Linked DNA regions of Homo sapiens: region 1 is linked to region 2. A link is a loop called in an ENCODE intact Hi-C map of the cell type or tissue named here. Cell type or tissue: HCT116. All regions are shown on one strand. Each heading gives the region's core, and the rest is flanking DNA. Links, peaks and the distances in the headings are about the cores only.

Region 1 (15,139 bases), core at 6,422-8,921, 390 kb before region 2:
AGTACTGAATGATCTGCTTTCTTCTAAATATTTTGTAAATGAGTTTTAATCATAAAAGTTACACATGACAATGGTTTATAAAAAGTACTGCAGAAGTATTAAAAAACCCCAAAATTTCCTTCATCTTAACTTTGTACTCCTTTCTTTTAGACACAACTACTATTGTGCTTTCTAATGTATTCTTCCAGAAATATTTTATATGAAAATACAATGTATTATGCTGGGAAACTTGCCTTTTCTTCTTAACTTTGTATTTTGGATTTTTAAAATATATGACTGCATTTAGAACTACCCTGTTATTTTTTTAATGGCTGCATTATATTTGATTGTATAGATGTATCATTTATTTAATCAATATCCTATTGATTTATAATCAGGTTGTTTTCAGGATTTTTGCTGTAACAAACAGTACTACTGTAAACATTTTGGTACATTTATTTTGGCCTACCTTGGAGGGTATATCTATACTATAAATTCCTAGAAACGGAATTGTTAGAAATTTCCAGAAAATGATACTGTCTCATTGCCCACCCCAAAGTGTGCATGCTACCCTCCCCTTCTTCCCAACCCAGGGTATAAGAATCATTTTATTTGACCATTACTTGATGGTCAAAGTACTTGACCATTACTTGATCATTACTTGATAAGTTGGAGAATTATCAAGCTCTTTCATCTATCCATTCTGAGAGTTAGAAAGTAGTGTATACTTGTTTTTCTTCCTTTCTTTAATGAGTGAGGCCACACGTCTTTGCATGTTTGTTGATAATCTTATATTTTGCTATGATTACCTTTTCATGTCTTTCATCCGTTTAATAGAATTTGATTATTCTTTTTTTTAATTTGTAAGAGCTCTTTGCATATTAAAGGAATTATTCTTCTGTCATATGTGTTGCCTCAAACTTTCTGTTTGTTTCCGATGAGTACAGAGATTTAGAACAGACAAAAAAAATTATAGGTAGCTTTTGGAGAAGGGATAGGAATTAAAACGGGATTTTATCTCCTTCCCCGATCCCCACCCCCCACCTCTCTACCAAGAATGACTTGCTGTAACAGATGGAGAGCTATGAGTCAGAACAGGTATGATGCTCTAATCTCTCCTCCTGCTGGACCTGGGTTCAAAGGAAGGCAGGTATTAGAGGAAAGAAAAACTGTCTGCAAGGAGGCTTGGGCTATTTCCCAGATCCAAGCTGCAGTTGGCAACCTGATCCCCATTCCCAAAATGCCACTCCATGTTTTTAAAGAGTAGACACAAGGTAGCATATGGCCTACAGGAACCCTGCAATTTTTAAATTTAGGAAGGCACAGGAAGTGAGGAGGTAAGAAGGGAGGTACAGTGGGCTCCTCTGGGGCTGTTTAGCTTCAGAGGGTTGGGAGGGGATGGCTTTTTCTGCTTCATAAGAGACCAGCTCATCCCTGGCCCCTGAAACCATGGGAATATCTTATGATTACATACAATTCTGTTAAAGCGAAAGTACCCTGCAACCCAACTACACCCCTTCTAGCTTGGAGAAACCCTCACATGTGCCCAAATGCTGTTCAAGAAATTTGTGGAAGAATTGAGTGATTGGATTGATGTTTATGGCAGCATTGCTGTAATTGTGAGAAATTAGAAACAACTTAAGTATCCAACAAAAGGGGAATTAATAAATACTCGATTGTGATCTGCCAATAAGATGGAATGCAATGAAGCAGTCAAAATGAATGAGGCTGAACTACAGGTGTGGATATGAGAAGTTGACCAAGGTGTTTGTTGAGTGAAAAATGGCAGCCGCAGGTAGATATGGAGACAGTATGACACTGAGGAGTCCAGCATCCTCCTCTGCCTCCCCAGCATGTAATCAATCCGCCAGCAGGTCTATCACTTATAAATAAAGCCAGAATCCCTTTTTCTCCATCTCCAGTGCTAGAGAACTAGTCAGAGCAGCCATCACCTCTTCAACCAGACTTACAGGGACCATCTTTCATAAACCCCACTGCTATTGACATTGCTTACTCCCCTCCAAGCTGCGCTGCATGCAATAGCTACAGTGATCAATTATAAACCAAACCAGTTCCATATCACTCCTCTGCTCAAAATCTGTGCTGCTGTGCTCTGAATAAAACCCCAAGCTCCTGTCAAAGCCCCAGCCCCTACTTTCCTTCCTCTTTTGGCCCTCACTCACCCTTCTACATGCTCTTGCCTTTTCTTCTTAACTTTGTATTTTGAATTTTTAAAATATATGACTGCATTTAGAACTACCCTGTTATTTTTTTAATGGCTGCATTGTATTTGATTGTATAGATGCATCATTTATTTAATCAATATCCTATTGATTTGTAATCAATCAGGTTGTTTTCAGGATTTTTGCTATAACAAACAATACGCAAATTCCTCAGACACACTATCCTCATCCCAGGCTTAGAGTCCTCGCACTTCACCCTGGACTGTCCTTCCCCCTGATTTCTGCATGGTCAAGTCCTCCTCATTCTTCATATTTCAGCACAATTATTGTGCTCTTGGGAAGGCCATCTCTGATGACCTGTAGTGGTCATCAGACCATGTAAATACACGCCTTGCATATTCATGCCCACCAAGAACCTTTGAATGCGATCTTATTTGGAAACTGCGTCACTGTGGATGTCATTAGTTAAGATGAGGTCACACAAGAATAGGATGAGCACTTAATCCAATACAACTGGTATCCTTATGATGAGGGGAGAAGACACAGATGCACAGGGAAGATGAAGGTGAAGGCAGAGGTTGGAATGATGCTGCCACAAACCTAGGAATGCCAGAGCCACCAGAAGCTGGAAGAAGCAAAACAGAATCTTTTTCTAGAGTCTTTGGGGGAAGCGTGGTCCTAACAACACCTTGATTTTGGATTTCTAGCCTCCATAACTGTGAGAGAATGTATGTCAGTTGTTTTAAGCCACTCAGCATGTGGTACCTTATTATGGTAGTCCTAGGAAATGAACACAATCCCCCCAGCCCCATTCAGTAACCACCTTTCACATCACACTCTATGAGGGGGACTCTTCCTGGAAATGAGCAAAGTGTGGTTTTTGCCCTCCAGAGTTCAGAATTCAATACGATGTAATTAAAAAAAAAAAAAAGAAAAAGAAAAAGAAAAAATAGACTGCTGCATTTCCCCAGCCCAATTTCTAATCAAGAATTATGAAAACCATATAACATAGACTTTGTATTTTCCCTTTGTCTACCAGGAGACTCAAATACAAATTTATGGTTCAACACTCGTTACCCTGGGAAAGGTTAGACCTTGCAGATCCCTGTTCCATATTCTCCTCCATCACCTTGGCCACTGAGTGCCATTTACTTTTTCTTAATTCTGACTTTGCATTGTTTGTTTGTATTTTTACCTCTTTTACTATGTTTTGAGGGGCTTATTGGTAGTTTTCATTTTTCCTTTACAATATCATGCTATGGAAGTGCTTGGGAATGACAGGGTAGCATACTGCAGACAAGGCACGCTGACTCTGAACCCCAGCTCTGCCAGTTCCTGGCTGTGCAACCTTAGACCAGTCACTTCATGTTTCTGCACCTCAGTTTTCTCATCTGTAGAATGGGGATTAAATACCACCTACTTCATAGTATTGTTGTGATAATTAAATGAGATGATATTTGTAAATACTATGGGGTCTGGAATATGAAAAGTACTATCATGCTTGTTAAATAAACAGCAAACTTTAATATCCGCATGGATTATAAGACTTTTTAAGATGGAGTTCATATCACCACAGCCTAGTCTATAAATCCCCTGAGGTTGTTTTATTCCATTTTTAATCTCCAGCTTCTATGATTGGCACAGGGTAGCTGATTGATAAGTCTTCCTTGGATGAGTGAATGAATGAAACCCATCAAGTGCATCGTGGTAGAAAAGTCACTCTCCCTTTTTGGACTTTACTGTTCCCATCTTGAAACTGACACACATTTATAATTTCTTCCAGTTCTAAAATTCCCGGATGCTATGCCTGGAAAGGCACATCAGCATCCCATTTGCTTGGACTAGGCATTTCCTTCTTTCTGGATATTTACCTCTGGAGCTTTGACTAAGCCCCCTCAAGACTGTGGGCTTGTGTGTCTGGGCTGAAGACTCAGCATATACTAAGCGGGCAGATGGCTGCTGCATTCCCTGGGCTGAGGAAGATGGGAAGCAGCAGGAGGCTGGGGAAGAGTGTAAGGGGGTGGCAGGAGTGGGAGCAGGGGAGGAGACGTGGGTGGTGTGGCTATGCAGATGAAAGTGGAAGACTAATATCTTGGGGACTAGAAGAGGAATAACAAAGAAAGAGTGGAGTCCATTGCGGGGGCAGTCGAGAGTGAAGGTTTGTGGCATCCTTTGGGGAGGGGTCCGTCTCATCTTTGCTCTAGCAGAGACCCTCCCTCACTCACTTTGAACCTTCTTTAGGCTCATTACACCACAGTGAACTCATTCTGCCTCACTCCTCTCAGCTTATCTGCTCCCACCCACCTGCAATCTGGTAGCTCCACGCTGCCCATCTTCTAAATTCAGGCTGACCTGAGTTCAATCCTGACTCTGCCACATATGGGATATGTTGACTTGGGCAGGTTAGTTAACCCATCTGAACCCCAACTTCCTCATCACTAACGTGAGGCAGAATAATTTAGCAGGATCATTGTGAATATTAAATAAAACAATGTCAATAAAAGGCTTGACACAGAGTTGTTGTCAAGCAAAAGGGGCTCACTGCCGCCATGTGCTATGAGCCAGTACTATGACACTGGGTTTTTGAGAAAAGAAAAGCTTTACATTGAAAGTCAACTCCCAAGGAGACAGGAGTCAAACTCAAATCTGTCTCTCTGTGCTGGCTTTAAGGCAATATTTGCATTAGAAAAGTCTATGAGGATAGATTCTGAAACGAGTAGGTGATTGGTGGAAGAAAAGGGGGGTTTTGGAAAGTCCTTGGGCATGCACAGTTATCTCTGTGTGCTATTTCATGGATTCCTTGTGCAAATTTGAGGGGAATTAGTATGAAACATGCTGAGGAAATTCAGCATCGACTTCAGTTGGCCATCTTGGTTCCAACTGACTTCAGCCATTTTTTTAATCTCATTAATAAAGGAAGTTTCAGTGTTTCAGCAAGTTGTTCCTTTTCTTAACTGTCATCTTGCAAACTCAAGAATTTTTTTGTTAGTCATTGGTTTCTTTAACTCTTTGGGTCACAGTTTCAGTGTTAGGATGTAGTATGAGTTCAAAACTCTACAGCTATTGCAATTATTACAAGAAAAACAGAAAAGAGAGAGGTAGAGAGAAAAGCATTTGTTCAGATACCTGAAGAAAAAGAACAGGAAGAAATGGATTTAATTGAGAATGCTGGGTGGCCACTCGTATTTAGAAAGAATCCAATGCCTGGTACCCTAGAGTAATGGAAAGAATTACTCTACCTAATTTGTTTTGTTGTAAGTTAGAAATTTTGTATCCTCAGTTTTTTAAAAAGTAGGGTACCCCTACTGTCAAGTACCCTAGGAATCATAAAGACCCCACTGAAAATTCTAGGGAATCAAATCTGCAATCACTCACCCCCAGGAGTGGCTGAAATTTGTGAATCTCCTTCAGAATAATTTGGTTGCAAAAATCTCAAACTTAATGAAGCTCAAGTGAAAAGAAAGAGATTTATCACAGGGAACTTTCCCAGAACTGAACTGCTCCAGAATGACAGGTATGGTCCCCAACCCTTCATAACCTTCCTGGTCTGCTCCCCAAAGCTGACAGACTGAATCTCCTTGCCACAATGCCACCTTCCCTGCAGAGAGGATCTGATCGGTAAACGTGATGTGTAAATCAATGTGTCATAAATCAAATTCTAATTCAAATGCTCTGGGGGCCAGCTACTTAAATATTTAATGGAGGCTTTAAAAAGTTGAGCCCCAAATCCTTTGTGCAATGTGAACAATCAAATCCTAATCAAAGACACGTCAACCATCCCCCGGGTTGAAATAATGGGTGTTCGGCAGATGGGGGCTGCCTACAAATCTGAGCCTGCTGCCTCATTTCCTCTAGTCAACATGGGTAGTAAGGGGATTTTAGTAACTCCCTGAAGCTTCCCAGGGCTTGAATTCCCCCCCTCAAGCATTTCCCCTCCACCCACTCACTCCAGCTGTGTTTGTTTTAATTTTTTGCTCTCAGCCTGACACCTCAGACAACAGCAGTTCCTTCTTGCCTTCTCTGTTGGCAACTGCTCATGCACCCTGTTACCTTCTGAAATTACATAGTTTATTAACTTGCTACCCTAACCTACACTACCCTTCATAAGAACTCCCTTCTCTGCTCATGAACATCCTGCCACGGGCTCCCTGGGATTAAACTGCTTCTCTAAGAAATGAAACCATTGCCCAGCCCAACATCCCCTTTCCTGCTATTTTATTTGAGGAGTAGGGCTCTGTGGTTATTGATCACTTGAGAGGTAGAAGGAGGATGTTTGAAGGGAAAGGAAACACCAAGAAAACTTACAGAGTGGCAGGGAAGCCTGAGAGATCTCATAAACTACTGGCTTTGAAGCCTTCATGGGAACTTAGATGCTTTGAGAAGCTGGAAAGCTCTGGACAGTTCCCCCCGCTCCCCCCCCCCCCAAAAAAAAATCACACACATGCAACAGCACCCAGGCTGCTGCTTAACCGTACAGCACCTTTGTATGAATTAGGGAAGAGATTTGCTTTCTCTGGGTGGCACAGTGTGGTCAATGGAGTAGGGTAAACTCCAGCCCTCACTTTCCTTCTCAACAGGGCATCCTCGTGCGCATCAAAAATTGCACCACCAGGGTGGTGGTGCTGCATGGGGCCCCCACAAGTTCTCCCCTCTCTGACTTAGTTCACATCCCCTTTATCATACTGATGGGACCCTGAAGCCCAGAAGGGGGAAGTCACACTCTCAAGGTTGCAAAGTGTGTTATTTGTCCTTGCTATTTTATTTCCCTGTACCCAACATACACAGACCCTCTCACCTGCCTCCTCATTAAATAGCCCATTGATTATGCTCACCGTACTAAAAGGCAATACGACCAGTATGGTAGATAAAAATCTGTTGTCTAAATATCTGAATTAAATCCTTGTAGAAGATGCTTACATCCAAGTGTTGGTAAACCCAGTGGCCCCGGGCAGGGAGGAGCTATTCGTCTTATCAGTAACTGTCTGGGTAGAATGATCCATTTCAAACAGCGCAAGGAATGAAATCGTGAAAAGGATAAGAGTCCTGACGGAGGGGGAGTGAGTCGGAGCTGGTGGCGTTGAAAAGGTGTAGCTCAGAGCCAGCAGGCTGTCCTGAAGAGGATCATTCACGTGTGTGTTAAAGACAGGCCCGGTGTGAAAGCGCAAATGAATCGCTCAAAATAGATGAGATTTCTTTCCGTGGTAATTACAAGAGGGGCTGGCGAGAGGTTTTATATCAAAATCACAGAAAGGAAAGAGCTGGGGAAATAAAGAGGATTTTATTTGGAACCCAGAATGAGGAAGGACTTTTACAAAGAAAGCTGGGAGAGGGTGTGTTCTCTTCCAACGAGAGAATAGCCCTAATGGGTAGACAGGAAAAGGAGATGCCTTCTCGCCCGTAGAGGGCGCTGTAGAGGCAGCGGGAAAGTGATTCCTAGAGACGGTGGGGGGAGGCGCTGTGTTCTGCTGGTTCTCTGGGTGACTTGACCTGTGATTCCTCTTTCTGAGCCTTAGTTTCCTCAAAACCCAGACAAAACACATCTAGACGTCAGGTAAGTCAGGGAAAGGAGGTGAGAGAATCACTGGAAGTGAGTGTGAGAAGGGTGAGGGGGTGCTTCTGGAGACTGGGAATATTCTGTTTTGCAATCTGGTAGAAATTGATGCAGTTCTACCTTGATCATTTGGACACTCTTCTGTAAGTATATTCTAGTTTATTTAAAAGTTTACTTAAGGAAAAAAAAGAAGTGATCCTATGGTCATAGTGTCTCAGAAGAGATGAAACCTGTAGTTCAAGGCAGAAGATAAAACCACATGGAAAAGAGGCAGAATGACTAACAGAAGAGATTGGCTGACTTGAAGCTATGGAAGGCTGAGCTTTCATCAGGGTAGGGGTTCAGAGAATAAGAACACATAGGACTCCTTGAGTCAGATAGGCAGGCAGGAACTTGAGCAAACTAGAACTTTCCAAGGACCCAAGATGTCTGTGTGCACACCAGTGTGCACCAACTACCCCCAGTGGTCATTATTGCCAGATGTGCATTTTGAGGAGGTGCCTTCTCATAAATGGCTGAAAAGTCCAGCTTTTGTCCCCTCCCACTAGGGACCCCACCCCTGAACTAAAGTTAGCAGAAATAGATGTGCTTGCGACTTCATTGAAAGAGAAGAATGCTTGCTGAGGATGAGGCTTCCAACTTCATCCATGTCTCTGCCAAAGACATGGTCTCGTTCCTTTTTGTGGCTGCATAGTATTCCATGGTATATATGTATTACATTTTCTTTATCTAGTCTATCATTGATGGGCGTTTGGGTTGATTCTATGTCTTTGCTATTGTAAATAGTGCTGCAATAAACATACATGTGCATGTAACTTTATAATAGAATGATTTATATTCCTTTGGGTATATACCCAGTAATGGGATTGCTGGGTCAAATGGTATTTCTTGTTCTAGATCCTTGACACAGGGAGGGGAACAACACACATTGGGGCCTGTTGGTGGGGGAGGGCAAAGCATCAGGATAAATAGTTAATGCATGTGGGGCTTAATACCTAGGTGATGGGTTGATAGGTGCAGCAAACCACCTGTTACCTATGTAACAAACCTGCACATTCTGCCCGTATCCTGGAACTTAAAATAAAATTTAATAAAATTTAAAATAAAATAAAATTTAAAAAAAAGAAAGAGGAGAATGCTTATTTTCTTTCTCTGATAGACAAGCCTACACTTGACTCCGATGATTTCACATTTTTTGGTTACTTCAAACAAACAAAAACCTTTTGTCAAGACCCACTCTGTGCTCAGCACTGGTCTAGATGCTAAGGATTCAGTCACAACCATGGTTATTACCCGGTGGGGCCAAAATTCTAGGTAGTGATTTAAGGCAAAGAGATGATCTCCACCAGCCTTCCTTCACATCCACAAATCAGCACAAATAATCCACAAAGCAGCAATAGAAATGTAAGCCAGATGCCAAGAAGAACTTCCTGACTGCAATGTTAGTTGACTGTCTACCTGATGTGAAGGAAGGAAGCTTTACTAGACATAGATTTCATGTACCCTGGAGCTGAGTTTCTAGTCATATATTATCTAACATTTGCAGAGGGATTGTGAAGTTTTGTCACATGGTCACATATATCTCAGCATTATCACATATATCTCAAACTGAGCATGGTCACATATGTCTCAAACTGAGGCCCAGAGAACCTTTATCAATTGAAGTTTTTTCAGCTGCAGTTTTCAGAAAACATAATAATCAGGGAAATGCATTCTCCTACTTCATAGAAGTCCAGAGGCAGAGTTGGTTAATTGAGCAACTCAACTAGACTTCAGATTTGGCTCTGCCATTCTCAGGGTGTTAATGATGTTTCCCCTCACCACTGCAAGAGGGCTGCAGTGTCTCCAGCCATTGCATGAAGACACAATGAGCAGAGCATCTCTTTTTGTGTCTTTTTGAGAACAAACAAAGCCCTCTCTTGAAGCCCCCCAGAATTATACTCCGTACTTTTACCTACACCTGTCACGGTAAGAAGAATGTACTTTCCATGGTTGGCTTCCATCAATTCATTCTCTGGGGCTGAGAGCTCAGACTCCTCTGATGAGGTACACTGTCTTTCCCCCAATCCAAATGCTTGAACAGGAGCAGGATAGTGGTTAGCAATTCCTTGCTCCCTTTGCAGAAGAAAGTATCTGCTGGGTGGATAATGGTGTGTCTCAGTGACAAATTAGAAACCATGAACTAATCCCTGGGTCACAAAATGGAGATGAAACTGGGTGATTTTGCATAGAGGTGAGCACTGGGAACAGCTTAGTACCTGAGAGGGACAGTTAGTTCTGTTTATCCTTTCTTCCTCCTCGACCTAGTTTCCCTTAGGTGAGGGTGACTATGGAAGCCAAGCTCCCAAAAGACACAGCAATTCCTTTGATCCCTATCAAGAGCCAAATGATAAAGAAAGAGGTTGCAGGTCTCCAGTCACATGGCTAAGGGCTGTTAGTTGTGTCCTAGGCAAGCAGAGCTTGAGCAGTCCTTACCATCAGGCTCTGGTCTCCTGAAAGCAGCCAGTGTGACCTTCCCAACATGCAAACCAGATTATGTCACACAGCTGCTTAAAACCTTCCAACATCTTTTCATTACTCTCAGGAGAAAACTCCAAATTCTTATCTTGCTATCCAAGGTCTTGAATGATCTGGTCACTGCCTCCACCTTCTACATAAACTCATCCCATTTTCCCTCCCATTTCTTTGTTCCTGCCTCAATGAGCCCTTTCTTTGTCTTCATTGTTTCAGACCCAACATATAATAGGTGCTCAATACGTATTCCAATAGATAAATACTGTTCCTCAGCCAAATATTTTACTTACCCCTTCCCCTACACCCCGCATTTTAATTAACTCCTTCTCATGCTTTGACCTTAACAAGACTTTCTCTTCTTGCAGATGAGACCCTTCCTGTAATTCTCTCTCATTGTACTCTTGGCTTTTCTGCATGTTACCTATCACATTTATTTTTATTTATTTATGTGATTATTTGTTGAATGCCTACTTTCCCCATCTATTCATGTATTTCAAGAGGACTGTTTGACTTTCTCTCTTGTCCTCAGCTATATATGCAGTGTCTAAACCCAGCTCCTGGCCCATCATGGGGGCTCAAAAATTGTACCTGAAGCCCCAAGAAGGAGGTGCTCTGCCCGAAGTCATCCAACATGTTGAGGCTGACAAGGGCCAGAACTCAAACTCTGCTGACCCCCAGCTCCAAGTTTTTCCCGAGTCCAGCCTGTCCTCACCCAAGCTCACTGCTACCTTGCAGCGTATCTCTGTGTAGTTACCAAAGGTGCTCTCTCTGTGTTGTTGAATTCTAGCTGATGCAGTCTCACTGCCACTGCACGCAGGATGGCAGAGGGAATGTGGGCTGGGTTTCAGCCCCTGCAAGCCCCCTCGGCTGGGCCCCTTTGTGTAACTCAGCAACACACACACATAGAAGCCCTGCTCCTCATAAGCCCATTCTCTGTGTCTATTCTACTCAGCGTATCTCCTGTATGTCCTGGGTGCCCCCTCCCCTAACAGGCAGCTTGTCAGCTTTGATCTTTTAATCCAGGTTTCTCCAGAGCATGATTGATGTGCATTTAAACTGAGCTTCCCTGGGGCTAAGAACTGCTCCTGTCTAAACCCAAGGATGGCCAGGCTAGCCAGGCCTCTTAAGCTTGATCTTAGTGCCTTAGGATCTTTTCCAATCCCTTTACGTCCAACCCAGGCTGATGCTGGGAGTGAGTGTAACATGAGTGTTTTTCAGGACACTCTATCCTGAAAAACAAGGACTCTCTGTGTCTCCCTAGCCATGTATGGCGACAGTAGGAGGAGAAGGAGACCACTGGGCCATAAGCGCTCACTGTGTGCCAGGGCCTGTTCTGGGGACTGGACAAATGGGGAGTGAGAGGATACGGTGCTGCCCTACATAGAGCCTCATGCTATGTGGGGAAGCACTCAAGTCAGAAATTGCAGCATAGATGGATGGGTGCTTTGATGGAGGTTGGAAGAGTGTTCTGGGCATTCAGTGCAGAGACACGTAACCCTGGTGGGTGTGCATTAGGGTGTGTGTGTGTGTGTATTTGTGTGTAGGGAAAGGGAGAATAAACAATTCCAGGAGAAAGAACATTTACATTGAGATGTTAGCCAAACATGGAGTGTAGGGGGCAATGGTATTGGGGCAGAGGATCGGGCAGTGCAAACACCAGTATGTAAGGGGAGGCTGTCTGCATTTCAGGGGGGCTGGAATATATGGTGCAAGGAGTATGCATGGGACATGAGGCTGGACAGTCAGGCAGAGTCCAGATCATGGAGGTTTGTTAATCCAGGCCTGCTTAGATGTGGGTGTCAAGATAAGACTGCTCATATATGGAGTTTTTTTTTTTGTTTGTTTGTTTGTTTGTTCTTGAGACTGAGTTTCACTCTTGTTGCCCAGGCTGGAGGGCAATGGCATGATCTTGGCTCACCGCAACCTCTGCCTCCCGGGTTCAAGTGATTCTCCTGCCTCAGCCTCCCGAGTAGCTGGGATTACAGGCATGTGCCACCATGACCAGCTAATTTTGTATTTTTAGTACAGACAGGGTTTCCCCATGTTGGTCAGGCTGGTCTCAAACTCCCGACCTCAGGTGATCCACCTGCCTTGGCCTCCCAAAGTGCTGGGATCACAGGCATGAGCCACTGTGCCGGTCTCATATACGGATTTTACTAGGGGAACTGCCCAAAGGAGAAATGGGGAGGGAGGCTTAGAAAGCATCAGACCTCCATGAAAATGATCAGACCTTGAGCCAAGGAAAAAGGGGAGAAAGAAAGATTGGGCAAAAGCATCTTAGCCTGCTGTGCAGTTTGAGAAAGGTTTGGCAAGGCACTTTGGAAGCCCTTAAACCAAAGTTGGCCATCAGTGGAGTCCTATGTGTCCCTGCCTTAGAGTCACGGCCACCGAGCCATTGGCTGGAAGCAACCTGTGGGAGGTTTGATCTTCCACAAGGTCAGGGCTCCACATTGGAGGTCCTGGTGCCCTCTGTGGTTGAAGATCTGGGCGGTAGATTCTCATGGCCACCACATCTGGGTTTGGTTTTATTCTAGAGAGAATGGAAAGCCACAGAAGATTTTAAGCAATTTATGTCATGAAAAAAATCACTCTGTGGCTGTGGAGGAGATAAGTAGGAAGGGTTCAATAATGAAATTAAAAAAGAAATGTGAGGTGGAGCTGCTGGAGAGGTTCAGGAAAGAGATAATATTGACCTAGACTTGGAAGGTGACAGGATCACATAGAGAAATGGACAATTTGAAGTTATATTAAGGAGGCAAAATGCACAGAACTTGGTTCCTGTATGTGAGCGGTAAGAAAAAGGACTCAAAGAGGAAGTAACAGAGGACAAGGGCCACATCTATAAGTGTCACTTGTGTGCTAGACACAGTGTATGTACAGTGATCTCATTTTATCACCACAAATATCCTTTTTCTAAATTAATTAATGTTTTTAATTTTAATTTTTATTTATTTATTTATTTTTGAGATGGACTCTCACTCTGTTGCCCCAGCTAGAGTGCAATGGCGCGACGTTGGCTCACCACAACCTCCGCCTCCCAGGTTCAAGTGATTCTCGTGCCTCAGCCTCTCGAGTAGCTGGGATTACCAGCGTGCACCACCTCACCCGGCTAATTTTTGTTTTTTTTGTAGAGACAGGGTTTCAACAGAGGTTAGCCAGGCTGACCTCAAGTGATCCACCCACCTCAGCCTCCCAAAGTGCTGGGATTACAGGCATGAGCCACTTTGCCAGGCCCACAATGATCCTTTAAATTTTGTTCTAGGCATAGCATTGGAGAACCCCCAGTTTATCCACAACACCTCGGGTGATCAGTGTAAACTAATCATGGTAATCCCATTCTCACACCTGCAAATGTTTTAGGAATGGGAGAAGTCTGCTCAAGAGGCTTTGGGGAAAAATTTCTCCTTCTCAAGAAGGAGTCACATTTAGATGCTTCCTTTATTCCTCTGGACGCTGATGTCTGGGAGTGATGTCTGGGACTGCCTGGCATCTTGGAATCCCAAGGGGAGCAGCTGAGAGCACAGCTCTCCATCAAGAACAGGAGAGAAAAAAAGATGGGCCCCAAATGACATCATGGAGCACCAACTAAACCAACACTGGATCACCCACCCACCCAACCAGACTCCTGGGAATTGTGATCCTGTATTTCTCTATGGTTTGCACCAATGTGAGTTAGGGCTTTCTGTTTCTAAACTCATATAAAGTATCACCCCTGTTTTATAGACAAAGAAATGGAATCTTAAAGTCACAGAATGGGTAGGTGGCAGCGGAGGGACAAAATCCTAGTCTTCCTGAAAGGTCACGTCCCTTTTTCAATGGCAATTTTCCTTCGTGATGTCAACTCAAGTCACCTGACCATGAGAATGCTAGTAATCTTATCTTTTAAGATATTAATATATGGCACAATGAGTCAGATCTACAAGCACTCATTGTGCCTTTGCTGTATACCCTGCATGATGCAAATGAGCTACATATCAGCCCTGCTCATGAAGAGTTTATGTTATAACTGAGGTGAGATGAACACAATTGGAGACTATAATAATAGATAACCTGGGGGGGCACTTATTATACACTAGACAGTGGGCAAGTATTCTACATGTCTTATTAGGCTTTACTCCCCACAACAAACAACAGAGTATTTATTATTATGATCCCTGTCTCCATATTACAGGTATGTAGACACATAAAGGATATGAACCCTCCCGAGACCACAAAGCTGGTATAAATGGAATTTAGAGCAGTCTGAGTCTGACTTCGGGGCCTGTACTTTTATAACCACTGTGGTCTTTTGCATCCCCATATAGAGATTAATTAATGCAAGACAGCATCAACCCGAGTGGAGTATGCACAGGATAATAATAGCAAAGATTCTTAAACATATGCATGCAGGTGCTTTGCACGTGTTGTTGCTAATACTTAGTGGGTCTCAAACTTCAGCATGAATCGGAATCACCTGGAAGGCTTGTTAAAGCACAGATTGCTGGGCACCACCCCTAGACTTTCCAGCAGATTTGGGGTGGTGGTCTTAGGATTTGCATTTCTAACAAGTTCTCAGATGATATTTGTTCTAGGGAATCACATTTTGAGAGCCAATGCCTTAAAATAACTCTGTGAAGGAAGGGTGACTACCCCCATTGAACAGATGTGAAAAGTGGCTTAGTATAGGCAGCTGATATGGTTTGACTGTGTCCCCACCCAAATCTCATCTTGAATTGCAGCTCCCACAATTCCCATGTATTGTGGGAGGGACCCTGTGAGAGGTAATTGAATCATGGGGGCAGGTCTTTTCGTGCTAGTCTCATGATAGTGAATAAGCCTCACAAGATCTGATGGTTTTATAAAGGGCAGTTCCCCTGCACAAGTTCTCTTCTCTTGTCTGCCGCCATGTGAGACATGCCTTTCACCTCTGCCA
Region 2 (15,139 bases), core at 6,558-9,057:
AGGTTGCTAACTCTGTTCCCCGGCTGTATTTTCTTTTCCAAATTAATTTTGTCTTGACTCTGAAATGAGCATGGATATTACAAGGCTTGTTGTGCTTGTTGATTTTCACGGTAACAAAGTCGGGCTCTGTATTTTAACTCCAACTAGGGCTCTCAAACTCTGTTAGTTTTTAGAAAATTAATGTAAAACATTCTCAGATTTAAAAAAAACCAAAAACAAATATCATCAAAAATCTTCTGCTGTAAAGCAGGAGTCCCTCTTCCCTGCCCTCTTCTCATCCTTGATGCCATCCCTCAGGGCAGCCGTGTCTAACACTTTTTGCTACTTCCTCCAATGACCCGTGCCTCTAAATTATATAAGTTTTACGTGTATTTCTTAGTTTATGCATTTAAAACTTGAATAATTTTCTGCTGTGAAAGATGAGGATCTAGTTACCGCATCCCCACACCACTCCCCACCCCTAACTCCCACCCTCCAAAAGTAGCCTTACCTTCAGCTCCCCTAGTGGTTAATTCTGTAATTAAAAAATATAGATGAGGCTGGGTGTGGTGGCTCACGCCTGTAATCCCAGCACTTTGGGAGGCCAAGGCAGGCGGATCCCCAGAGATCAGGAGTTCGAGACCAGCCTGACCAACATAGAGAAACTCCGCCCTTACTAAAAATACAAAATTAGCTGGGAGTGGTGGCACATGCCTGTAATCCCAGCTATTCAGGAGGCTGAGGCAGGAGAATCGCTTGAACCCGGGAGGCAGAGATTGTGGTGAGCAGAGATCGTGCCATTGCACTCCAGCCTGGGCAACAAGAGGGAAACTCTGTCTCAAAAAATATATATATATATAGATATATATATATAGAGAGAGAGAGAGAGAGTTGGGGTCTTCTTGCCTCATTCACCCTAGACAGCGTCTTTGACTCCTTACTTTGTGGAAGAGATGAGGGTCTCATCAGCTCCCCTTGCGTCTTTATTACTATTTTTACATTGTCAAGATCAATAGCATTCACATTCCATACCCATAATTCAGTTTCCCAGGCTTTGTCTCTGAGTTGTCTAAAAGTTGAAAAATCAACACATATTGAAGTTTTATTTTCATCCCTTCATCCACTCACTGAACAAATAACTGCCAAGAAGCCACTCTTTGTTTGGCATTGTGCCTGAAACCAAAAACACAATGTGACAAGGTCATACTCCTCGCATACATTGCAATGCTAGAATCCAGAGGAGGAGAGAGAAAACAGCATTTACAATGTAAGAGGAATAGCTGCTTAAATCAGTGGTTTTGAATATGTTTAAAATATGAATACAAAACATAATAAAAAGGTAAGCTGAATATAGCAAAAAAAAAAAAAGGTTTTAAATTGGAGCTGCTTGGTTTTCTTTTTACTTCATGAATATAAGCCAAGTCTTGGTGCTCCAGCCCCACCCACTTACCTACATACCCCCACTGATCCTCAGGCTGAAGCCAGAGCACCAGAGGATGCAATACACTAGGGTTTCTCTACTTCCTCCAGGGACTGAGACATGGTGACAGGCATCACGGCTGCATTTTGGTTTCATGTTTGTAAAGTTCCTTCATCAGCAGTGAGTCTTTACAGCATTCAATGTTCATAACACGCTGGCTGGAAATACCACTTTAGGGACAGCTAAGGACAAATATCTTCTTGTCATGAGAGGTGCCAGAACAGTCACCACAATGCCAGTGGGGTCAGCAGAGAACACCGAGGGGACATCCAGGGCCATAGGGGGGTATATTCTGACTGCCCTTGGCATGAATGTCCCATCCAGGTGGGGTGTGTGTACGTAAATGGAGCATAACACTAGAAGCCAGGTGGCCAAGTGCAGTAGGAAAATTAAAATTATAAGATGATGTATCTGGCCAGGCACTGTGGCTCACACCTATAATCCCAGCACTTTGGGAGGCCAAGGCGGGACAATTACTTGAGGCTAGGAGTTCAACATCAGCCTCGGCAACATAGTGACAACTCACCTCTACAAAAAAAAAGAAAAGAAAAGAAAAGAAAAAGAAATTTAATTAGCCAGGCATGGTGGCACGTGCCTGTGGTCCCAGCTACTTGGGAGCCTCAGGAAGGAGGATCACTTGAGCCCGAGAGTTCGAGACTGCAGCGAGCTATGATCATGCCACTGCACTCCAGTCTGGGTGACAGAGCAAGACCCTGTCTCAAAAATAAATTAATTAATTACTAAAAATATGTTGTATCTATCCAAGCACACATGCATGCATATGTACCAATTAAGAAAGCCCGAGATTGTTGTTCTACTTGCTTACCTTGGAAACGACCCAGTAGTTTCTTCACTTAATGATCACCACTGGGTTCATTTCCTGACCCTGTAGTTATATGCAGTCACTCTGCCCCTCCATGCCTTGGTAGTGGCTTTTTTTTAACCCATAAAATGGGCACTCCAGAAGGTGTATTTCTTATGGCTCTTGCCCAAACAGTTAGCAAATGGCAGAGCTGGGATTTAAAACCAAGTCTGTCTGATTAAGTCTGTGCTTTTCAATACTACAATCTACTGTCTCCTGTGGTAGTTCAGTTATGGAATGATCTTGTTTACAACCAAGTCATGCCCAGGCCGTGGACAAAAAATTAAATTAAATTAAAAATAAAAAGGTTTTCTCTGCTTTATTTTATTAGAAATAAAAAGGTTTTTTTTAAATGCATATGGGAGCCAGCTAATGGCTCACACCCTGAAACAGACCAACACATTTTTCTTGCCAATAGGGGAGACTGTTATAGTCAAAGAAGAGCTATTAATTTTGTGACTAGCCCCTAAAGAGAAAGTAAATGAGTTTATGTAACCCAAATCATCAACTGTTTCTTGTGGAGAGTTTATTCCTGTATAGCTGTATTTCAGTTACATATTTCTATGTGACAAATTACTCTAAACCTTAGCAGCTTAAGGCAACAAACATTGATTATCTCACAATCTCTGTGGGTCGGGAATCTAGGCATGGCTTAGCTGGGAGCCTCTGCTTCAGGATCTCCTGAGGCCACACTGAAGATGGCAGCTGGGCCTACAGTTATTTCAAGACTCAACAGGGAGACGGCTCACTCCTGAGCTCATACACTTGGCTATTGGCTGGTATCAGGTGCTTTCTGGCTGTAGGCTAGAGATGTATTAGGCTGGTGCAAACGTAGTTGTGGTTTCTGCCATTTAAAAGTAATAGCAAGGGCTGGGCGCAGTGGCTCACACCTGTAATCTCAGCACTTTGGGAGGCCGAGGTGGGTGGATCACGAGGTCAGGAGATCGAAACCATCCTGGCTAACACGGTGAAACCCTGTCTCTACTAAAAAAAATACAAAAAATTAGCCAGGCGTGGTGGCGGGCGCCTGTAGTCCCAGCTACTTGGGAGGCTGAGGCAGGAGAATGGTGTGAACCTGGAGGCAGAGCTTGCAGTGAGCCGAGATCAGGCCACTGCACTCCAGCCTGGGTGACAGAGCGAGACTCCGTCTCAAAAAAAAAACAAAGAGTAATAGCAATAACCGCAATGACATTGGCACCAACCTAATAAGTTTCTTGCTATGTGGACCTCTCCCAAAGAGAAGCTCACAACTTGGAAGCTGGTTTTCCCCAGATCAAGAGCAGGTGCCCAAGACAGAAGCCATGTTTATCCTGTAACCTCATCTCAGAAGGGACATTGCATCACTTTTGCCATGTTCTAGTCATTAGAAGTGAGTTACTAGGTTCAGCCCAACCTCCAGGGGAGGAGATTATACAAGAGTGTGAGTACCAGGAGGTGGGTATCATGGGGGATATCTTAAGAGGCTGCCTACCACAGACTCCGGTGTAGGGGAAAGCAAAACCTAGATCCTGATCATCGCCAACCTGGGTGCTGGGTGCCCCGGGATCTCCAGGCAAAATAAAAACACAGCTCTTGTCTTAGCAACAGTGTTGCTCAACCTCAGCACTCTTGAAAGTTTGGAGCTGATACGGCTTTGTGGGGGAAGAAGGACTGTCCTGTATATTGTAGGATGTTTAGCAGCATCATGGGCATCTACTTACTAGATGCACCACCCCCCAACCCCCAGCAAGTTGTGACAGCCAAAAAGAACTTCTGTAACACCTTGGGAAGTTGCCTGGTTATCTACTGAAGGTCTCCCTTGCAATGAGGAAGAGGAGGTATTGCAGCTACTAGGCAGCAGCAAGACCTTAATGAATGACATCTTTATTGTCCCCAAAATGTACTCCAGCCCTCACACCAACAAACAATTAAGAAATGCAAAAAGATAAATGATTTGAGATTTTGCAAACATAGAAGACTGGGATTTCACTCAATATCCATTTTCTGTGTTCTAATAAAACTTTATTTACAGAAACAGGCAGGCTTTTCCGTATCTTCTTGGTCCTCTGTGTTCCTTGACAGTTTCCCCGTGTGTCAGTCTTTGGCCTTCTAATCTTCATAATCTTAGTATCCTCTTCTCCCCTCCTCCCTCCAAGGCCCCCCTCTCTGTCTCTGTCTGTCTGCCTCTCTCTGTGTGTCTCCTTCTCACTCTTTCTCTCTCTCTGCCCTCTTTTCCCACCTCCCTCTCTGACAGTTAATTCAACACTCCTTACCTTAACTTCCAATTCCATCCTCTTCTCAGAGCTCCAATCCATGCATTAATGACAGCCTCTTAGCCACCACTCTTGTTCCCAGATTCAGCTCCAAAGACTCAAGAGTTTGGCATCAACCTGCTCCAGCCTCCTTATAGTCCCACGATACTCAATACCCTGACGCTCTCCAAGATACATTGTTATGTCAGGGGAAATCAGGACACAAACAGTGCTACCATGTGTATTTGTGTGAAAGGTAGATGCTAGTGTTGGAAAGAGTGTGTGTGTGTGTGTGTCTGTGTGTGTGTGTGTGTGTGGTTTCCAAATCTCTCTGGAAGGATACACAAGAACTTGATAACACTATTCATTTCCAGGGAGGGAAATGAATGGTTTGAGGACAAGGTGGAAGTAATACATTTTAAAAAGTGATGTACCTTTTGATACATTTTTTTAAACCATTTGAAAATACTACTTGCTTTAAAAAAACTAAAGTAATAAAAAATGAAATGACAGAAAACTCAGTGCTCCATCTTCAGTCCTTCACTGGGCCCTCACCCCTAAGCTGATTTTGCCGAAATGGCTTCTCAACAGCATTACCAGCTTCAGGAATGTTCTCTCCTGCCTCGTGACATCAGGAAAACCTTCATCACCACACCCCAATACACACACACACACAGGCACACACACACATCCCATACTCTGCATTCCAACCATTCCAGCTCCTTCTGGTTCCTTCTGTCTGAAACACCTATAGGGCAGAAAAAGTAAAACCCTTTACCTCACCCATCACAGTTCTTGGATGATATCCCCATAACAAAAGACGTATTAATGAAAGAAAAGCATAACAATTTTTTTTGAGACAGAGTCTCGCTCTGTCACTCGGGCTGCAGTGCGGTGGCGCGATCTCAGCTCACTGCAGCCTCTGCCTCCCCAGCTCAAGCAATTCTCCTGCCTCAGCCTTCTGAGTAGCTGGGACTACAGGCACGCACCACTACACTCAGCTAATTTTTGTATTTTTTTTTAGTAGAGACAGGGTTTTGCCATGTTGGCTAGGCTGGCCTCAAGTGATCCCCACACCTCAGCCTCCCAAAGTGCTGGGATTACTGGCATGAGCCACTGCGCCCGGCCACATTTATTTTTTTAACCGAAGTTTTACATAACATGGGAGCCTTCAGAAATGGAGACCCAAAGACCAAGGGAAAACTGTGTTTTTATGCTAAGTCTGATGAGAAGAGTGGATAGTTGTAGAGAAACGTGATTGGACAAAAAGGGGTGTTATCTAAAGGTAGTAAACCTAAGGGGAGGTGTGCTTAGGAAGGCATGTTTGTTCAGATTCTTTTCTGTGTCTCTGTAAGACATTTTTCCCCCAGGTATGGGACCAGAAACATGTCACATAGAACCATCAGGATGGAAGGGAGGAGGCCAGACAGTAGCCTTTCTAGGTTTTATGGCTTGCTTTGGGAGAGCGAAATTCTAGTTTCTGTGAGCCAGCTTGGGGGTGAAAAGCCTCGTTCATGTTCTGAACCCGGGAGGCGGAGGCTGCAGTGAGCCGAGATCACACCACTGGACTCCAGCCTGGGCAACAGAGCGAGACTCCATCTCAAAAAAAGAAAAAAATTGTTATGCTTTTCTCTCATTAATATGTCTTTTGTTATGGTGATGTCATCCAAGACCCTTGTGATGGGTGAGGTAAAAGGTTTTACTTTTTCTGCCCTATAGGTGTTTCAGACAGAAGGAACCAGACAGAGCTGGTTCTCACCTTGGGGGTGAGAAATTCCAGTTTCTATGACCTTCTCGGGAGAGAAAGAGGAGAGGTGGAAAGAAAGTCAGAGAGACCTTGTTTCTGAGCCTGTTCCCATCTCTTTCCATCCAAAATACTTAGCATGCCAAGGCACCATGTTTTGGGGTATCATGTTCTGAGCCCCGATACACCCTTTCCCCCAAGTTTTGTGTTCAGCACAGTCTGAATCGCTGCCAACAACCCTTCCAGCCCCCACACGGTTTGATGCCTGCACTTTCCTACATTGTAGTTAAGTGTCTCCTACTAGACCACCAGATCCCTGAGGAAAGGATGGCCCCTTGTTCAGCACCACATCCTCAGATATTTTCTAACTCCTAATAGATATTTAAGAAATATGTGAGCTGCTCTTGCCCCTCACTGAGCCTCAAAAGGTAATCCATGTAAATTTCCATCGAATGGCATCCAGGGGACAGCATTGTAGAATTCATATCCCAGCATCTCTGGTGTCACACTAAAGCTCAGCCCAAGAGTCAAGCTTCATCCAGCCCCAAGCAGCTCTCCTGAATCTTGGCTCTTTTCTCTTTCACCAGTGGCTTAAGCTCAGCTCTGCTTCTGCTCTTCACATTAAAAAAAAAAAATGAGGTTAAAAGTTATTAGCCAATGGGAGGCTGTGTTTCTTTGGACCTTCAGGGGGTTCACTTGATTGTTGCAGAGATGTCAACTTTATCTTCTTCCAGGGAGAGAGAAAACGGATGGAAGCCACTTGGGGGCTTAACCACCAACACACATCCTTCTTATCAGGACATTGGCAATATGAAAGGATACTTTCTTAGGTCACTCTTTGTTTCATTTATCCAGGATGAATTGCCAAATAAATTTTTTCATTTCCAAGAAAGGAAGTAAACTGTGGTGTAATATGCAATAAACAGAGCCCTGCAGCCAACAGGATACGTTTAAACTTCTGGTTCTAGCCCTCACTCACTCGCTGGGTGACCTCTGGCAAGTTATTTAACTTCTCTGGGTCTCGGTTCTCTTAATCAGAAAATAGAGATAATCATGCTATCAACTTTTGGAGTGGCTGTGAATATTTAATGAGAAAAGACAGGTAAAGCCCCCCACCCCCCCCCACCCCCCCATGCAGGAATGGTAATGGGGCACATTGATGCTGCTGTTCCTTACTGGGTCTGTGGCAGACATTGCTAATCAATCACAGATACTTCTTCTGATAAGACTGGACTGGAGGACACTCCAGACAGAATGACTACTCGTGGGTAGATTGAAGCTAGCGCTCAGATTGGAGCCCATTTGCCATCTCAAGCCTCCCGCATTTCCAGACACGCCATTTGCAAGGTTCACGATACAGAATAGAGTGGTTGTCACATCCCGGGGCTCCTGTTTCCTGAAGCTCCTCCAGGACTTTGAACAGCAGCCGCTAGCCCATCGTACAGATTCCCATTAGCTCCCAGGGTCTGACAGCTGGACTGCTGGCCCCTCATACCTAGTCTTTCAAAAGAGCTTATGAGATTAATGCATTTGATTAATTTTTTTAACTGGGTGGATAACACATTGGCTGTTGGCATGCCAGCTCAGTCTCAGGGCTGCTGGGGGCTCATTGATGCTGGCAGCCAATTTCCATTTCAATCAAGTGAGAGAAGAGGGAGGCAGAGAAAGAGATTAAAAGAAACCAGGACTTGATTGAAAGCTATGGCATCTAGCGCCACCTACTGTTATATCGCTGCATCGCTACTTTTGCTGACCATCGGGTCACTGACAGTCTTGCTCGGCCCTTAAGGCATCGCGGGGGGAACATTTTCGTGATCTCACACAAGTTATATTTTTCATTCATAGCTCATAATTGATTCAATGTGTATAAACTACAGGTACTCCTGGTATAGTGAGAGTAATAGTGACATTTCCTTGGCTTGTTTTGGTTCACAAAGCCCTGTGTACCAAGTGGGCCTCTCAGCATCCTCATGGCCCCTGCATGAAGATTAGGCAGTGCCAGGTGGGAGCCCGGAGGTACACAAGAGATGACTTTCTTCGGGTCACGCAGGTGTGGTGCATGGAGAGGGGATTCCGACTCCACATTCTTTTCTCCTGAATCCGTCCCTTGTCCACCTCTGCTCCCCCAGCCCACCTTGGGGCCTGGCTCCTCAAGCCCCTCAGAGAGCAGTCCCCACTCCATATGTGCCAGTGCGTAATGGGGATTTTACTGAAGGGTTCACAGAAGAGAGGGAGAAGGTTACATTGCACCTCACACAGGAAAAAACAATAATACAGTCCTTTAGCTGCTTGTGGGTTCTTTTCTGGATGTCAGTTCCCCCTCCCTCACCTCTTCTCCCAGGCCCCCTCCTAACCCTGCACTGTCTATCACTCTGGTTTGCTTTTTTTTAGATGGTATCTCACTCTGTCACCCAGGCTGGAGTGCAGTGGTGCGATCTTGGCTAACCACAACCCCTGCCTCCTGGGTTCAAGCGATTCTTCTCCCTCAGCCTCCCAAGTAGCTGGGATTACAGGCACGCACCACCACACCCAGCTACTTCTTTTCTTTGTAGAAGAGAGGGGATTTCACCGTGTTGGCCAAGCCGGTCTCTAACTCCTGACCTCAAGAGATCTGCCTGCCGCAACCTCCCAAAGTGCTGGGATTACAGGTGTGAGCCACCACGCCCGGCCACTCTTGTCTTTATTAGCTGGAGCCATCCTCACTGTGTGTCTCCCTCAACCCTCTTCATACTCACCTTCCTTCTCAGCAAACCCTTCTTTAAAAACAGGAAGGATTTAAGAAAGAAAATAGTGGAATAATGTCTTTCCTTCCAGTTCAAAGGATGGGAAGACTGAATTTTCAGGGAGGCTTAATGGCTGAGGACTCAAGTTTTTTGTCTTGTTTTGGTTTTTGTTTTTATTTCATTTTGTTTTGTTTTTAGAGACAGAGTTTTACTCTGTTGCCCAGGCTGGAGTGCAATGGTGCAATCATAGCTCACCACAACCTCAAACTCTCGAGCTTAAGTGATCCTCCTGCCTCAGCCTCCTGAGTAGCAAGGGCTACAGGTGCATGCCACCATGTCCAGCTAATTGTTTTGTTTTTTGTAGAGAGAGAGGTCTCACTATGTTGCCCAGGCTGGTCTCAAACGCCTGGCCTCAACTGATCCATCTTGCCCTCCCAAAGTTCTGGGATTACAGGCATGAGCCACCACACCTGGCCTGAAACCTAGTTTTAAATGCAGGAAGACCAGGGTTCTCATCCTGGTTCTGACCACTGACCAATTGTGTAACCTTGAACAACTTCATCTATTCTTCCATTTCTCCTTCTGTAAAAGGGACAGTTATTTTTTAATAACCATCTCATTGGTTTGTTGGAAGAAGTAAATGAGATTGATAATGCAAAATGCTTAGCACAGTGCTGATGTGTAGCAATTCTTCAATAATTTGTCAGTTTCGGTGACTTAGCCTCACCTTTTTTTCCACTCACTGATTAAAGGGAGATTCCATTCACTTAGACTAAAATGCAAATAGTGTATCTCTCCAGAGTTGTGCAGCGTCCAACCTGTGCATCCTTATATGACAGCCTGCCAGGCTTACAGAGACCAAGGAATGCATCACAGCAAAGAGTTAAAGGATAAACCACAGCTAACAAATTGAAAGTGAACTGATAGCACAAAAGCATCCTAGGAAAAAAGGGCAGCAGGTGCAAAGACCCTGTGATCAGAATGAGCAAGACACTTAAGGGAGGCTCACTGGCTAGACCATAGAGATCAGGACAGTGGAGCAATGCAAGATCACACTGAAGGCAGGAGCTAGATCACAGAGCTGTGTAGTTCCCATCAAGGATTTTGGACTTTAGTCTAAAAACAATAAGGAAAATTTTAGGCAATGGAGTCATGGGATTGGGTGTGCATTTTGGAAGGGTCAGCTATGTGGACAATGGACAAGGAAAACAAGAATGGAGGAGAGAGGTCATCGGAGGCTGTGTCTGTTGTCCAGGTGGCTTGCAGCAGCGTGGGAATGACACTGGTGGGAAGACAATGGAGGGAAAAGACTGGAGAGCTCTCTAGGAAGCAAAGTCAACAACTTGGTAAATTAGCTCAGGGCTTAGTAAACTTTTTCTGGAAAGGGCCAGATGGTAACATTCTAGGCTGTGCAGCCTCTGAAATAACTACTAAACTTCGCTGTTATAACAGGAAAACATCCACAGACAGTAATAAGCACATGGGTGTGACTGTGCCCAATAAAACTGTAATATACAAAAGCCAGCTGCAGGCTGTAGTTTGCTGATCCCTGGATTAGATAAGGGGAGGGGAGGGTATCAAGGATTGGAGGGTACTGAGCTCTCCCACTTCCTGTCTCTGTGACCTTGAATAATTGACTTAACCTCTCAGATACTGGGTTTCCTTTCCAGGAAAACAGGAATAAGGATTCCTTATAGGGTTGGCATGAGGATTAAATAAGGCAGTGTTGGCGAGGCGTAGTGGTTCACGCCTGTAATCCCAGCATTCTAGGAGGCCAAGGCAGGCGGATCACCTGAGGTCAGGAGTTCGAGACCAGCCTGACCAACATGGAGAAACCCATCTCTACTAAAAATACAAATTAGCCGGGCGAGGTGTTGCATGCCTGTAATCCCAGCTACTCAGGAGGCTGAGGCAGGAGAATTGCTTGAACCCAGGAGGCAGAGGTTACAGTGAGCCGAGATCACACCATTGCACTCCAGCCTGGGAAACAAGAGCAAGACTCTGTCTCAAATAATAATGATAATAATAATAAGGCAGTGTCTGCTGTGGGACAAACAGGGAGGTCTCATTCATGAACACACTCCAGTGAGGAATATCCAGCTACATTCAAAATGGCCATCAAGGGTAGAAAATGAAGTTCTTTATTACTGAGGCCCTTACACAAAGAACAAATAGAACTTACACAGAAAAATTGGAATCTTTAGGAAGGGGAAAAAAATCCCTGCTGATTACAGCTTTCCTCACACAGCTCAATAGATTTTTTTTTACTTCAAAACAACTCTATAGGTGGGAAGAGGGCTCCAGCCTGAAGCAGGACTGAAGAACAGATAAATTGCATGGCATTAAATAGAATGCTTATTTTGCTGGTTATCTTTTTCTTTCAGGTGCCCTGAGTTTTTTCAAAAATTTCCCCACAAATCAAGGGTTGGGCCAGGATTTAGAATGGAGTCTTTATAAAGAGATTCCCGGCCGGTCGACGTGGCTCATGCCTGTAATCCCAGCACTTTGGGAGGCTGAGATGGGCAGATCACCTGAGGCCAGGAGTTTGAGACCAGCCTGACCAACATGGTGAAACCCCATCTATACAAAAAAATACAAAATTATTCGGGCATGGTGGCACATGCCTGTAATCCTAGCTACTTGGGAGGCTGAGGCAGGAGAATTGCTTAAACCTGGAGGCAGAAGTTGCAGTGAGCCAAGATCGCGCCATTGCACTCCAGCCTGGGCAACAAGAGCGAAACTCTGTCTAAAAAAAAGAAAAAAAGAACATTCCCACCCCTCCCCTCATCAAAGTTTAACTCAGTAGTGTTCTCAATTGAGGGTGATTCTGCTTCCCAGAGGACACTTGGCAATGTCTGGAGACATTTTTATTGTTGTAACTTGCAGGAGAGATGCTACATTGTATGATGTACAAGAAAATCCCCCACAACAAATAGCGATTTGGTCCCAAACTTCAGTCATCCTGAGGAAGAGAGATCTTGTTAACCAGCCTGGGATGTTGCCTGGAGGAGGAAATGGTTTATCTTTACTTTTTGGAATACATCAGCAAGATTTTTCTTTCTACCCCCCTTTTTCCTTTTTCTCTTACTTTATCTCTTTTATTGGCTTTTGGCTGACAGGCAGGCATACAATCCTCCTTCCCAGAGCACCCAATTTCCTTTTATGGAGTTACTTCTGCTCTATTAGATACAATCAGGCTCTGTCCCCCTAGTTATTTAACTAGTACCTGGTCCTGAGCAGGTGCATAGTGGCCCCAGAGAGCCCAGTAAAGGAAGTGGTTAAGGTGTGACCTTAATTAAGTCCTCAAGAAGAGGTACTGACATAGCCAGGGCCTCAACACTTAGCCAAAACAAACAAATCAACCAAAAAACTATGACAGGTGGTGACTTGTAGGTTCTGCTGGGCCACAATTTCTCCAGCCTCAGGGGCATGGGTCCTACCTTTGTTTCCCAACTTCATCCAAGCTCCCACCCTGAATGTCAGCAAGAAGCCCAGACCCTTCCTTTATTCCCAAAGCACGGCTTCCATAAGGCAGTCCTGCTTCACTGACATTTACGGAAGACCCAAGCAAATTAACTGCAGCAAAGGAAAACCTGAAACTGGGGTTTCAGTCACTTCATATTTTTTCCCTAACTTGTAAAAGATTGTAGAAGATTCCAAACCTACAGAAAGTTTGCAAAAATAGTACAACAGGCAGTCAAATACCCTTAACTTAAATTCACAATGTTATCTTTTTGTCATGTTTTTAACATGTTTCCATATTTTTCATATGTATGTATGTATGCATACATGTGTGTATATATGTATGTATGTACTATATATATAATATGTGTGTATATTTACAATTTTTTAAGCTGAGCCTCTTGAAAGTCAGTTACAGACACTTCACACCTAAACACTTCAGCATGTATTACCGAAGGACATTCTCCTTCATAGTCACAATACAGTTAACACAGAAATTTCACATTAACCCAGTGCTATTATCTTTTTCTTTCTTTTTCCTTTTCTTTCTTTCTTTTTTTTTTTTTTTTTTTTTTTTTTTTTTTTTTTTTTTTTTTTTTGAGATGGGGTCTCACTCTGTTCCCCAGGCTGGAGTGCAGTGGCGCAATCTCAGTTCACTGCAGCCTCTGCCTCCTGGGGTCAAGTGATTCTCCTGCCTCAGCCTCCTGAGTAGCTGGGACTACAGGTGCACGCCACCACGCCCAGCTAATTTTTGTATTTTCAATAGAGACAGGATTTCACCATGTTGGTCAGGCTGGTCTCCAACTCCTGACCTCAGGTGATCCACCCACCTCAACCTCCCAAAGTGCTGGGATTACAGGCGTGAGCCCCAATGCTGTTATCTAACATAAAGTTCATGTGCAGATGTCCCTAGTTATCCCAGTCATGCCCTTTATAGCCTTGTCTCCAGTCCAGCATTCAATCAAGGGACCATGCATTTCATTTAGTTGTTGTGTCCCCTTGGTGTCCTAGAGAAACAGATCTTCTGCCTTCTTCCTCTTTTATGACATTGTTAGAATACAAAGAGGTGTATCCCTTGGACTTCTCTCCAAGAAAGAACTTGCCAGCAGGCGGCACAGGTAGCTGAGACTCTCCAGCTGTTGACACCGCCAGCATCCACAGCAGCTTTCATGCAGCGGAAGTCAGAAGCTTCCCCAGAAATTCCCCATCAGTGGGCACTGGCCATTTCTGCCTTGTGCTTGGGCTCAATCAAGCAATCTTTGCTCTGGATCTCCCTGTTGCATTGGCTGGACTCTGTCAGATCTGCATCATGGTCTAGGGCTCCCCTGCCAAATCCCACTTCCTCCTCCTTTTCTCTTTCATGGGCTTACCCGCAATGAGCATTTTGTAGTCCTTTCTCCGTGTCTGCTTCCCAGAGGCCCCAACAGACACAGACATTGACATCTTTTAAGAGTCCAGATCACCTATTTTGTAAAATGACCTTCACTTTTTATTTTTCTGATTGCTTTCTCATGATTAGATTCAGATTGGACCTCTGGGGCAGGACATGTATGTAGGTGATGTAACCATGTAGGCGATGCTGTGCCCTTCCCAGTGCATCACTTCAGGTTCACCTGATAAGAGTTTGTCCTGTCATTGGTGATGCTAAGCATAGCCATGATGGTTAAAGTGGTGTCCGCCAGACCTCACCGTTATATGGGTATCTCGTTTCCTTTGTAACGAATCATTAACCTGTGGGGTTAAACCTTGAGACTGTGATGCATTCATCTTCTCATTCATTCAGCAATGACAGAAAGAATGCAGAGCCAGGCCCTGTACCATGTGCTGAGTATCAGAAGCTTCCTTCCCAGGGATCATTGTTCCTTCTCCTCTTCTTCCCAGAGGACTCCTGCTGCTTTGTCTCCCCTAAGTTCTCAGTAGAGGACTTGCTCGTCTCCCCAGATGACAGTCTCTCCTTCTACCACCTCTCCCTGACAATCAAAATTTCCTATAAAAGATGCAACCTGTCTTCAACAAGGAGAGATGTTAAATAATTCTTTTTTTTTTTTTTTTTTTTTTTGGAGACAGAGTCTCGCTCTGTCGCCCCAGGCTGGAGTGCAGTGGCACGATCTCGGCTCACTGCAACCTCCGCCTCCTGGGTTCACGCCATTCTCCTGCCTCAGCCTCCCGAGTAGCTGGGACTACAGGCACCCACCACCACACCTGGGTAATTTTTTGTATTTTTAGTAGAGATAGGGTTTCACCGTGTTAGCCGGGATGGTCTCGAACTCCTGACCTCGTGATCCACCCGCCTCGGCCTCCCAAAGTGCTGAGATTACAGGTATAAGCCACCATGCCCGGCCTGTTAAGTAATTCTATAGTATATTTCCTATTTCAGTTTGAAGGATCTGTGTGTGGATGAGGTCACTAATTCTGGGTATCTCTATGTGGGTAGGTACACATCTTACATTCTTATGACAAAAAAAATACCTCACTCTCCCCAAAAGGAACTGCCTATCAACACCATAAAACCACCAAAATGGAGTATTATTCAGCTACAAAAAAAAGAGTGAGATCCAGTTATTTGCAACAACATGGATGGAACTGGAGATCATTATGTTAAGTGTGTTAAGTGAAACAAGCCAGACACAGAAAGACAAACATCACATGTTCTCACTT

Evidence for each region. Hi-C counts contacts between places; a loop is a spot of excess contacts. Peaks named below come from ENCODE experiments on the same cell type or tissue, not always from the same donor. Only the 100,000 strongest peaks of a DNase experiment are listed, where the experiment ranks them.
Region 1: it touches region 2 in a loop (8-fold over the local background); 4 of 110 quality-filtered maps call a loop at or near these places.

The regions. Positions count from the first base shown.
Region 1 is chr12:119,013,376-119,028,514 of GRCh38, forward strand. The region is part of intron 1 of SRRM4 (serine/arginine repetitive matrix 4); the gene reads left to right. Among named protein-coding and RNA genes, the nearest start is that of SRRM4-AS1, 31 kb to the right of the region's middle. In HCT116, for the core only: a CTCF peak has its summit at 7,568 (motif pointing right); a DNase peak (open chromatin) is centred at 7,566.
Region 2 is chr12:119,405,353-119,420,491 of GRCh38, forward strand. The region is part of intron 1 of CCDC60 (coiled-coil domain containing 60); the gene reads left to right. All of the region lies in intron 2 of PRKAB1-AS1 (PRKAB1, TMEM233 and CCDC60 antisense RNA 1), which reads right to left. Among named protein-coding and RNA genes, the nearest start is that of CCDC60, 78 kb to the left of the region's middle. In HCT116, for the core only: a CTCF peak has its summit at 8,023 (motif pointing left); a DNase peak (open chromatin) is centred at 8,039; H3K27me3 peaks cover 74 bases.